Regions from separate parts of the Homo sapiens genome. Here region 2 is linked to region 1. A link is a contact called in ENCODE Hi-C or POLR2A ChIA-PET data. All regions are on one chromosome and are shown on one strand. Each heading gives the region's core, a stretch centred on a gene start or an enhancer-like site at or near the end of the contact. The rest is flanking DNA. Distances are from core to core; before and after follow the strand shown. Region 1 overlaps SLFN12L (schlafen family member 12 like). Region 2 overlaps RFFL (ring finger and FYVE like domain containing E3 ubiquitin protein ligase).

The links. Hi-C counts contacts between places; a loop is a spot of excess contacts on that map. ChIA-PET counts read pairs that join two places held with the same protein, here RNA polymerase II (POLR2A). Pooled maps may share reads with other maps.
Region 2: a pooled map shows a loop between it and region 1 (3-fold over the local background). The contact joins two enhancer-like sites. A Hi-C loop is called at or near these places in 1 of 50 pooled maps. POLR2A ChIA-PET finds 5 or more read pairs at or near these places in 2 of 52 experiments (activated CD4-positive, alpha-beta T cell and activated T-cell).

The regions. Positions count from the first base shown.
Region 1 is chr17:35,483,713-35,489,501 of GRCh38, forward strand. The region is part of intron 2 of SLFN12L (schlafen family member 12 like); the gene reads right to left. Among named protein-coding and RNA genes, the nearest start is that of SLFN13, 38 kb to the left of the region's middle. RefSeq lists an enhancer at 3,464-3,743. Within about 2 kb of position 4,164, at least 21 of the 41 ENCODE cell types and tissues checked have a DNase peak (open chromatin) inside an H3K27ac peak, as active enhancers do.
Region 2 is chr17:35,042,940-35,048,894 of GRCh38, forward strand. All of the region lies in intron 1 of RFFL (ring finger and FYVE like domain containing E3 ubiquitin protein ligase), which reads right to left. All of the region lies in intron 5 of RAD51L3-RFFL (RAD51L3-RFFL readthrough), which reads right to left. Among named protein-coding and RNA genes, the nearest start is that of RFFL, 18 kb to the right of the region's middle. RefSeq lists enhancers at 3,635-3,684, 3,745-3,844, 3,985-4,114. Within about 2 kb of position 3,877, at least 11 of the 41 ENCODE cell types and tissues checked have a DNase peak (open chromatin) inside an H3K27ac peak, as active enhancers do.

The DNA of each region.
Region 1 (5,789 bases), core at 2,914-5,413:
AAAACCTAAAGACTGTAGGTTTGTCAAGTGGCCTAGAGACAGTTGAGAGTAAAGTCCATCATAGGTAGTAATCACTACACTAGGAAAGGGCTATAAAGGGGTCAGAATATTCCTGTCCACTGCTAGACCACTATCACGCAGATACTCAGCTAAGGTTGTAGATACCACCTTTGTCTCTATAAATTTCTGATCATGTGTAAACAATAATAAAATTGAGGCCCCAGATCATTTGGACAATTGGGGTTACATCAAGAGAATTCATATGCAAATCATGGTGGTGACATACAGAGGAAAAAGAACCGTCTATTCCATATAACACTTAACAATTTACAGGGACCAGAGTAGATGTTCAATAAATGACACAACTCCTTGTGCACCAGAGTAGTCACCACTCCCCATGTGATTTGGGGACTCTGTGCTTTTGCATAGGTGTGCTCTGAGACTCTAATGTTTTCCTCCACCTTTGTCACCTGATAAACTCTCTATCATCCATCCCAGAACTCCCATATTTGTCCTTCACTCTCTGCTACTCCCACATAACTTTGTACCTATACTTGGCACTAATTTCACCATAGATCTAGGGAAATATTTAGAAACAAAGCAGTGAAGTGGCCAGAGCAGTTGTTTTCAAACTGCAGGAAATCAAGCGAGGACTCCCAATCATTTAAGACACCAGAAGGAAAAGCTTTGGTTCAGTTCCTACCTTAGACACTGAACCTCAGGGGGTTCAAAGCACGTTCCATGTTCTGGAATGCCCTCCTTGAAATTATCTAAACCATTTCCAGTGCCAGGTACCAATCAGCACCAGCAGTGTCATCCTGGCAGGGTGCCCCAGACTGGACAGAACTACTAGCATCCCTGTTCCTTCCATCTGGGAAACTCAATGGCCCTTCACCCAAGAAACCCTGGGACTTGTGGCTGTGGGGTTGTCCTAGGACCTCATGGCTAGGTCCTATTCCAGGAGAATAGCCTGGCAAGTGCATTGCTCTCACTATCTGGAGCAGGATTTCTTTCACAGGATCAAGTCAGATTGGATTGCCAGGATGGTGCTGATAATGCTGATTTGGGTTTATTCAAATTGTTTATATTGACAGAGGCTCACAAAAAAAAAATTTACTCGGGTAGAATTTATTACTGAAGTCATCTGGTCCATGGCCTTTCTTAGTTGGGTTTTAGATTACTGATTCCATCTCCTTACTAGACATAGGTCTATTCAGATTTTCTGTTTTTTCCTGACTCAGTGTTGGTAGGTGATGTGTTTCTAGGAATTTGTCCATTTCATCTAGGTTATTTGATTTGTTGGCATACAATTTTTTACAGTACACTCTTATAATCCTTTTGATTTCTATAAAATCAATAGTAATGTCTCTTCTTTCTTTTTTGATTTTAGTTGAGTTTTTTCTTTCATCAATCTAGCTAAAGGTTTGTCAATCTTGATCTTTTCAAAAAACCAACTCTTTATTTTTCATTAATTTTTTCCTACATATTTTGACTTTTTAGTATAGTCATTTTGACTAGATGAGATGGTATTTCATTGTGATTTCGCTTTGCAGCTCTCTGATGATTAGTGATGTTGACCTTTTAAATGTTTGTGAGCAGCTTGCATGTTTTCTTTTGAGAAGTTTCTGTTCATGCCCTTTGCACATTTTTTAAATGGAGTTGTTTGTTTTTTTCTTGATTCATTTAAGTTCTTTATAAAGTCTGGATATTAGTCTTTTGTTGGATGCATGACTTGCAAACATTTTCTCCCATTCTCTAGGTTGTCTGTTTACTCTGTTGAGACTTTTGCTGTGCAGACGCTGTTTAGTTAAGTCCCATTTGTCTATCTTTGATTTTGTGGCATTTGCTTTTGAGATCTTTATAATAATTTATTTGCCCAGGGCAATGTCTAGAAGAGTATATCCTAGATTTTCTTCTAGAACTTTTATAGTTCGTGGTCTTACATTTCAGTCTTAATTTTGAGTTAATTTTTGTATATGGTGAGAGACAGGGATCCAGTTTCATTCTTCTGCATATGGTTAGCTATTTATTGAATAGGGTGTCCTTTCTCCATTGGTTATTTTGGTGGACTTTATCAAAGATGAGTTGGTTGTAGGTGTGAAGCTTTATTTCAGGGGTCTTTATTCTGTTCCATTGGTCTACGTGTCTATTTTTGTATCAGTACTATGTTTTGGTTACTGTAGCCTTGAAGTATAGCTTGAAATGCAGTAATGTGGTGTAAGGCTCCCTATCCTGTTTTGTTCTTTTTGTTTAGGATTGCCTTGGCTATTCAGGCTCTTTTTTGGTTGCATACAAATTTTAAATCATTTTTTCTAATTCTGTGAAAAATGACATTGGTAATTTCATAGGAATAGCATTGAATCTGTAGATTGTTTTGGGGAGTGTGAACATTTTAATGATACTGATTCTTCCAACACATGAGCATGGAGTGCTTTTGCATTTGTTTGTGTCGTCTATGATTTCTTTCAGCAGTGTTTCATAGTTCTCCTCGTAAAGTTCTTTCACCTCCTTGATTAGCCCCTGCTCTCCAATTCTTCTTGCAGCCTCTGTAACTGGAGTCCTGTCCCCTTTCCTCCCAGCCCAACTTCCTGCACTGTCTGTATCAGGCCTTGCCCTGGATGAACCCTTTTGGCTCACCCACCATACACAGAAGGTGACAGAAATCACATCTCACCCTCAGATTGCTTAAGGAGGGTACGCATACCACTGGGAAACTTGGAACCCATGGGAGCTGCAGTTGAGCCACCTTATAGAGGACCGAGCACTTGTGGACTAGCCTGGGATCCTGGCCACCCGAGTCCAACACCTGCAGCCATGTAAAACTTTCCATGGTTCAAAACCTCAGGCTTCAGGCATACATCTGGAACACAATGCTAAAATTAAATAAATAAATAAATAAAAACGAGCTGAGGACTGAGCCGACCAAATCTCTAGGGCCTAAAACTCACTGGCCTCCCTTAAACCTTGGGTCTAGGTTTACAGGTTAGATGTTTCCACTGAAATCCTTTATACTTTTGACTATAGGGGAAATTCTATCAGACCTGAACTCATGATTTAGGCTATGTTGTTGGCTATCTTTAATGGGAATGGGGGTGGCATTCATATCTCCTTAGAGTTATGCCAGAACAACAGGTTAGTAAGAACTGCAACCCACAAGGGTGGGACAGGAGGCAGAAGAGCTACCTCCTGGGGAGCAAAAAGCATAGAGCGTGATTTGCCGTCTTCGGATACCACTTTGCATTTAGTTCGGAACAGCACTGCTTTCACCCTTTCCCTCTTCTAGATGATAAACCAGCAGCGCAAGAGGGTGCTTGGTTTTTCTTTCAGGATCTAGGGCGCAGTTCGTCAGTGCCTGGTCACATTTCACCTAAATAACCCATTCCCCAACTCCCTGAATGCTCAGGACTCCAGGAGGGTGGGCAACCCCCATCCGATGGACACCTGCCAAGTCTGGCCTGTCCATACAGCACTCCCCACTTCTCCAGCTCTGCACCAACACCTCACGGGCTTGAGCCACCGCGCCCGGCCGCCCTGCGGCTTTTTAAGGCGCTCCCCAGCCCACGCACGGGCGGAAGTTTTGTCATCTACAGCTTTCAAGTCCTCCATTGCTAAGTCTACAACAGCCTGCGGTTTTGACAGACATTGCTACAGAGACAGGAGCCAACTTTCCCAGAAGGGAGAGAAAGCAGCCTCGGGTCTCCCCGAGATCGGTGGGGTTGCTCTGGCAGCGCCCCACCTCGTCCCGGAGCCCACGGACCACCCCCCCCGGACCCCCGGAATAAGAAACGGAGGCTGGAAGGTTTGGCAGTGGAGCGGGACGAATTTATCTGCCAGCAATTCCCTGGAAACAGGATTCCTTGCAGGCGCTGTGCCAGCGCGGGCCCTTAAGCAACTGAAAGTTAAACGCCCACGTGAATAGCTCTGAGGGATCACGGAGAAGTTCTCGTTTCGTCTGTACCTATTTGTATTTTCTAAGGCGAAAAAAAAGTTATTTAAAGAAAAAGAGAACGAACCTGGCGAGGTCCATGTCTGCGCACTCTTCACCAAGTAGGGGGACCTGAGTTCTTTTCCACTTTCCTGCTCTCCGCGTCCGTGTGCGGCTAGCCCCTCGCTCAGCTGCATTTCTATCGGGCACTCGACTCCCCGGAAGTGGTGGCACCGCACGCGCTGTTATCGACTCTGCGCCTTTGGAAACGGTGTGTCTGCGAATCCAACGACGGGCGCGGTGACTCACGCCTGTAATCCCAGCACTTTGGGAGGCTGAGGAGGGTGGATCACCAGCTTAGGAGATAGAGACCATCCTGGCTAACATGGTGAAAACCCGTCTCTACTAAAAATACAAAAAAATTAGCCGGGCATGGTAGCGGGCGCCTGTAGTCCCAGCTACTCGGGAGGCTGAGGCAGGAGAATGGCGTGAACCCCGGAGGCGCAGCTTGCAGTGAGCCGAGATCGTGCCACTACGCTCCAGCCTGGGCGACAGAGCAAGACTCCGTCTCAAAAAAAAATTGACGAAGGACCAAACCCCTAAAGGGGTGACATTCCAGCTTGACTCGTATCCCAGAGCAGCCCTGCTGTCCCCTTGCTTGAAAGCGCAGTTGACGCCAGAAACCGGGGGAGAGCAGCTACTAATGCACAGGGGAGGAGGGAGGTGCGAGGAGCGGGTTGCTCTCAGAGAGACAGAGTTGAACAACTACCCCTTGCGGTGTAGGAAGTATCTTGCGGCCTTCTAGGCCAATTAGTTGGCTTCGAACAGTCCAGTGGCTCCTCTAACTGGATACAGCCCTCCTGTCACGTTGCTTTCGTGGGGCCCTTGTTATGGTAATTACGATAATACACGTTTCTCCAGCCCACACGTCTAAGAACTGTTGCGAGAACCCATACTTTTTGAAATGCACACAGGCCAAAATGACTCACTAACTGAGGAGTTCACCAGTCTGAATTGCCCTTTCTCCCTAGCTCCATCCCACTCCGGACTCAATTAAGGGCCTGCCGTTGGAAGTCCCATCTAGAATCTTAAGGTACAGGCAGAGTACTTCTTCACACTGAATGAGCACATGCATTGAAAGTATATAGCTGGCCGGGCGCGGTGGCTCAGGACTGTAATCCCAGCACTTTGGGAGGCAGAGGCGGGCGGATCACCTGAGGTCAGGAGTTTGAGACCAGCCTGGCCAACATGAAGAAATCCCGTCTCTACTAAAAATACAAAAATTAGCCGGGCGTGGTGGCACGCGCCTGTAATCCCAGCTACTCGGGAGGCTGAGGCAATAGAGTCTCTTGAACCGGGGAGGCGGAAGTTGCAGTGAGCCCAGATCCCGCCACTGCACTCCAGCCTAGGCGACAGAGCGAGACTTTGCCTCAAAAACAAAACAAAACAAAAGTACATAGCCGTGCTTTTCTTCATTTCATCTGATTCTCACGCCAGCTCTAAGGAAACAGCTTCACTGAAGTGAGGAAACTCTTCTTCAGTCACTGACTTACAAAATGGTAGTGCAGGGATTTTCCCAGACCACCAAGAAGGCATCCAAGAAGTAAGCAAAAAAGATTACGACGTCGTTCCTATACCGTGGCAGTGGCTCACGCCTATTATCCCAGCACTTTGAGCGGAGGAGACAGGAAGGTCGCTTGACCCCAGGACTTCAGGACTAGCCTGGCAATATAAGGAGACGTCATCTCTACAAATAATTTTTTAAAATAACCGGGCGTGGTGGCAGTGCACTTGTGGTCCCAGCTACTAAGGAGGCTATGGTGGGAGGATCACTTGAACTTGGGCTGTTGAGGCTGCAGTGAGC
Region 2 (5,955 bases), core at 2,627-5,126, 440 kb before region 1:
TGCTGAAGTGGTGCATGGGCTGGACATAAACAAGGAATATTTCACAGGCCAGAACTCAGGGGAGGAAAACATTTCCAAAGCTTTTAATACTAATAGACATTTTCTATCCTCCAAGGCAGTCCTTTGGATATGGGTAACAGATAAATGCATATTTCCTAGGTAAGAATTTTATTTTAGGTCTAAAGTTTAAGAAGACAGAACAGTTGGAGAGAAAGGTGGGGGGAAAAAAAGCTGTTCCCAAGTATGTTTTACTTTGGCTTTAAAATCAGTCAGACCTGACCTTAAATCCTGGCTCTAACACTGAATAAATGAATGAGCTTGAGTAAGCTGCCACTAGGAGCTTCAGAGTAACAGGAATACATTCCCTACACCTCACAGGCTGGACATAGAGGTGGTGCTCAGTATAAAGGGGGATCATAACTTCACTGGACTTTTCAATCTTACATCAAGAGCAGAGGGCAGTGTTAGACATTCAGTAAATAGCCGTCATTATAATAAGGCATGGGCTCATGAGGATTAAATGTTTGCCTCTCTCCAAACCAGCTTCCAGAGCCTCCTTTCACACAGAGATGTCAGTAACATCAAAGACACAAGGACTAGAGCCTCTTCTCTCCTCCAGTCCCCAAGTTATACTTTAATGTAAAGGATCAAAACTTTAGACATGACATAATCTTCTGTGCTATTATTTCAGATGGCAGACACGGGGAAAATTGGGGGAGTTATTCAGAACTTGGGGTTCCTGAAGTCCTTTCTCAGAAGATTACAAAGTAAAAACATTACAAAACACCTAAAATGTGCCAAGTTAGTTGTTATGTTTGCATCTGTTGTCTTATTTAACACAATAATCCTACAAAAATCAGAATTAAAATGGTCTGATTTTTGTAGGATTCAATAAAAAGTACCTTAAGCACCTTGTAAAAAGTATAATACATAGAAAAACCATTCCTGGGACTACAGAACTTTAATTTATACATCCCATAAGTCATCTGCATTTCTAGTTTCTACAAGTTCAGGGTACCAGTGATACAGACCCCCAACCTTCTAAAGATAAAGCCTTTAACTGATATTTAAGGTGTATTTCAGTTTCTCTTCTTACTTTTGCTCCAGTTGAGATTTTTCTGACTTAATTGTCTCAACTGCAACTAATGCTCTATTTCATTGATTCATTTATTGAGACAAGTCTCTGTCACCCAGCCTGGAGTGCATTGGCACCATCATAGCAAACTGTAGCCTTGAGCGATCGTCCCACCTCAGCATCCTGAGTAGCTAGAACTGCAAATACCCACCACCTTGCCCAGCTAATTTTTTATTTTTATTTTTTTTGTAGAGACAGGGTCTATGTTACCCAGACTGGTCTTTGAACTCCTAGCCTCAAGCAATCCTACCTGGGCCTCCCAAAGTGCTGGGATTACAGGCAATGAGCCAGCGCACCTGGTCTACCCTCCTTTTAATAAGTGTTGTCAGCCAGGCGCGGCAGGCTCACGCCTGTAATCCCAGTGAAACCTTGTCTCTACTAAAAATACAAAAATTAGCCAGGCATGGTGACAGGTGCCTGTAATCCCAGCTGCACGGAGGCTGAGGCAGGAGAATCGCTTATCTGGGAGGTGGAGGTTGCAGTGACTCGACACTGCACCACTGCAGTCCAGCCTGGGAGACAGAGCGAGACTCCATCTCAAAAAAAATAAAGTAAGTGTTGTCACTGGGTAACTAGTAAATAATAATGAAAGCAAATCCTTAGTGCTCAGGGCCTTACTCCTTACTCTATCCTATTCTTTCAGTTCTTCAAACACCAAGGTTATTTTGGCTTTAGGAATCTCCCTCCCTCAAGCTATTCAGCTATTCTCTCAGCCTGGAGCACTGTTGCCACCTCACCTCCCTTACATATCATTTATTTCCTCAGGGAAACCTTTCCTGATCCTGTCTGTGCTCTCATAACATTTTTTTTTTTTTGAGACAGGGTCTCACTCTGTCACCCAGGCTGGAGTACAGTGGTGCGATCACAGCTCACTGCAGCCTCGATCTCCCAGGCTCAAGTGATCCTCCCACCTCAACTTCCCAAAGGATTGGAATTACAGGTGTGAGCCACCATGCCTGGCCTCATAGAATCTTATACACTTCCTTATAACCATAATTGATTTATCAGACTATTTAGCATGAATCTCCTGTACCTCTGGAGAACGTAAGAGGAACAACAACAGGCAAGGTCCTTGAATCTCATAATGATTACATTCTGGGGGAAAGAGCATTCTAGCAGTACTGTATCTAATCAACTGGCTAACAGTTTGTATAATTCTTTTTTTTTTCTTTTTTTGAGACAGAGTCTCACTCTGTCGTCCAGGCTAGAGTGCAGTAGCATGATCTCAGATCACTGCAACCTCCACCTCCCAGGTTCAAGCAATTCTCATGCTTCAGCCTCCTGAGTAGCTGGGATTACAGGCACGTGCCACCATGCCTGGCTAATTTTTTGTATTTTTAGTAGAGATGGGGTTTTACTATGTTGGCCAGGCTGGTCTTGAACTCCTGACCTCAAGTGATTTGCCCGCCTCAGCCTCCCAAAGTTCTAGGATTACAGGCATGAGCCACCATGCCCGGCCTATATAATTCTTTTTAAAGTATTTTTCTTCCATATTTAGGGTGTGGAAAGTGAAACAGGAAACAAGAGTAGGTCTATTTCACAGCTTTATTCTCAGCCTTAATGCCAGGTAATCAACACATATTTGTTGAATTATTAACTAATGATAACAGCAATAGAGCGCTTTTTAAAAAAAAAGGACAGAAATTCATGCTTAAAATTGCACAATTGGCGAGGCACAGTGGCTCACGCCTGTAATCGCAGCACTTTGGGAGGCTGAAGCCGGCGGATCACCTGAGGTCAGGAGTTTGAGACCAGCCTGGCCAACATGGCAAAACCCCATCTGTACTACAAATAAAAAAATTAGCTGGGCGTGGTGGTGTATATGCCCATAGTCCCAGCTACTCGGGAGGCTGAGGCAGGAGTATCGCTTGAACCTGGGAGGCGGAGGTTGCGGTGAGCCAAGATTGCACACTGCACTCCACCCTGGCTGACAGAGTGAGACTCTGTCTCAAAAAAAAAAAAAAAAAGGACAGAAACTGCACAATTATGATTCCGGGATGATCAGTAAATTAAGGATTTTAAACACACATAACCACAGCAATACCTTGAACGAAAGACTGAAGAGAATTTCTTTGTCTGCTAAGATTACTTGAAAAACAAAAGAAAAGAAAAATGGTTTAAATTGTTATTACAGAAGGACAAAACCAGAAAAGGAGAGCCTGGAAGAGGAACAAGACGGTCACTTCCATCTCTTCCTAAAAAGACACAGAAGGCTTCAATGCCTTCACTGTTGTTTTGGATTGGAATGGTGCTGCAATGGGAACTGCAAATACAAATAAACATGAAAACAACAAATGCAGATGTAAAATAAAGACATGCTAGAAATCAAAGAAACCGACCTCTACCAGACACACCCAGGTCTGGGTGTACCTTTGCCTGTTCTTCCCGACTTGCACAGCCCAAGCAAGGTGGAAGGAGAAACATAACAAAATGATACAGGAACCAGAGAGCAGAGGGTCTTGGAGCATAAACTGTTAAAATAATAATATGAATAAGGGGGAAAGGAGAGAGATTTCACTTCCCACTAGCAATAAGTGAGCTCTTTTTCTTAAGCGGTAACTGTTAACAACTGAAAGACATACATAATAATCACAAGTTATAAATGTTCTCAGAAACTCCCTGGTTTCAACTATTCTATGACAAATATCTGCAGAGGGACCTCAGCATCTGCTATGAAGTTCAGGGAAAAGTAATTCTAACCAATGGAGCTGTGCCAAAATATCACCCCTGGGGTCTGACCAATTAAATGGCTGCTTCTTAGTGTGGAGTTTAGGAGAGATGACAGATTGAACACCGCAGCAGAGAAACCTACGCTTTCATTTCAACCCAGGCATTCTGCCCCAAAGGGTGAGTCAATCAGGAAACAAAGCAATTCAGAGTAAAGTCTTCTAACAACGCTGAAAACAGAATAAATGGACCTGCAGTTTAATTACAGCAGGATCCTTCTTCCATCGAAACTGATGACAAAGCTCATCAAGAATAAAGAGACTCTGATCCCCCTACTACTCTGGTGCAGGAAAGAGGATTTACCAGATAAGCTCTTCTGGACCTTCTACTGAAGAAGCTGCTTTCACAAGATATTATCACAATGACTGACTAATGGGTAACCAGGATTTTTTTTTAAATGAAGGCAGGGACTAGGTGAAGGGGTTTCTGGCACTCCAATGCACCGGGAAAAGAAGGCATTTCCAGACAGGAATTCTATCTAGGCTCAAAATTATGCAATTTACCTTTCCAAAGTGGACTGCACGAAAATTACTGCAGCCAAATGTACCATGGTATAGAATGAATTCTGGTGTTATTTAACTCCTTTAATTAAAACCTGCTACATTGAAAAGATAATTGAAAGGATTAAAATAACGCATGTCAAAGCATTTAACCCAGAGCCCAGCAAATAATGGATGTTCAACAGAAATTGGCTGTAAATAATTTAAAGAAAGTACTTTGTTAAGGTTGTTTTTGTTGTTGTTGTTGTTGTTTTAACACAGAAAGGCCCATTAAGGTTCTTAACTTTTTTATTTTACTTAGTTTTCAGACAGGGTCTCCCTCTGTTGCCCAGACTGGAGTGCAGTGGCATGGTCTCACTCACTGCAACTTCTGCCTCCTGGGCTCAAGTGATCCTCCAACCTCAGCCTTCTGATTAGCTGGGACTACAAGCGCAAGCCACCATGCCCAGCTTTTTTTTTTTTTTTTTAAATACAGAGTCTCCCTCTGTCACCCAGGCTGGAATGCAGTGGCGTGATCTTGGCTCACTGCAGCCTCTGCCTCCCAGGCTCAAGCGATTCTCATACCTCAGCCTCCCAAGTAGCTGGGATTACAGGTGCCCACCACCATGCCCGGCTAATTTTTGTATTTTTAGTAGAGACGGGGTTTCACCACGTTGGCCAGGCTGGTCTCGAACTCCTGACCTCAAGCAATCCATTCACCTTGGCCTTCCACAGTGCTGGGATTATAGGCGTGAACCACTGCACTCAGCCCATTAAGGTTCTTTAAAAAGACGTTTATCAGTTCTATTCCTCTATCTATCTGCTTTTTAAAAATTTAGGGGCCGGGCACGGTGGCTCATGCCTGTAATCCCAGAACTTTGGGAGGCCGAGGTGGGCGGATCGTGAGGTCAGGAGATCAAGACCATCCTGGCTAACACGGTGAAACCCCGTCTCTACTAAAAATACAAAAAATTAGCCGGGAGTGGCGGTGTGCACCTGTAGTCCCAGCTGCTTGGGAGGTTGAGACAGGAGAACGGTGTGAACCAAGGAGGCGGAGCTTGCAGTGAGCCGAGATCACGCCACTGCACTCCAGCCTGGGCGACAGAGCGAGACTCCATCTCAAAAAATTAATTAATTAATTAATTAAAAAAATAAAAATTTAGGTATGCCAATACCTCTAATCAGGTTCAGTTTAGTTTTTGAACCACTCCTCTAAGAATTAAATGACTACAGTTCTTCCACCAGTTCTTAATTATATAATCCCTTGAAAAACTTCTCAGAGGTGGTCAGAGTGGTTTATCCTCCTTGCAGCCCCAGGCTGTTAAATCTCTTCCCAATTCCACCCCATTGCTAATGAGTTTGTTACTCCCCACAACCCTGCAGTCCAGCCAGTTTAGAATTTCTCCCTTAGCTCCTCAACCCTTCTCTGCCAAATTCAAAGAATGAACGTATGCCTCCGGCCTCCACCTGATGCACTGTAATTGCTTGCACTGCACTGAAGTCAGATAGGATTTGGTGATAAATCCAGGATGAATTCAGACTAAGCACCCCCTTCCTCCCACAGACCTTTAGCTTGGTTTGATGTTTGATCTCAATCTGAAAATTATGCTGACT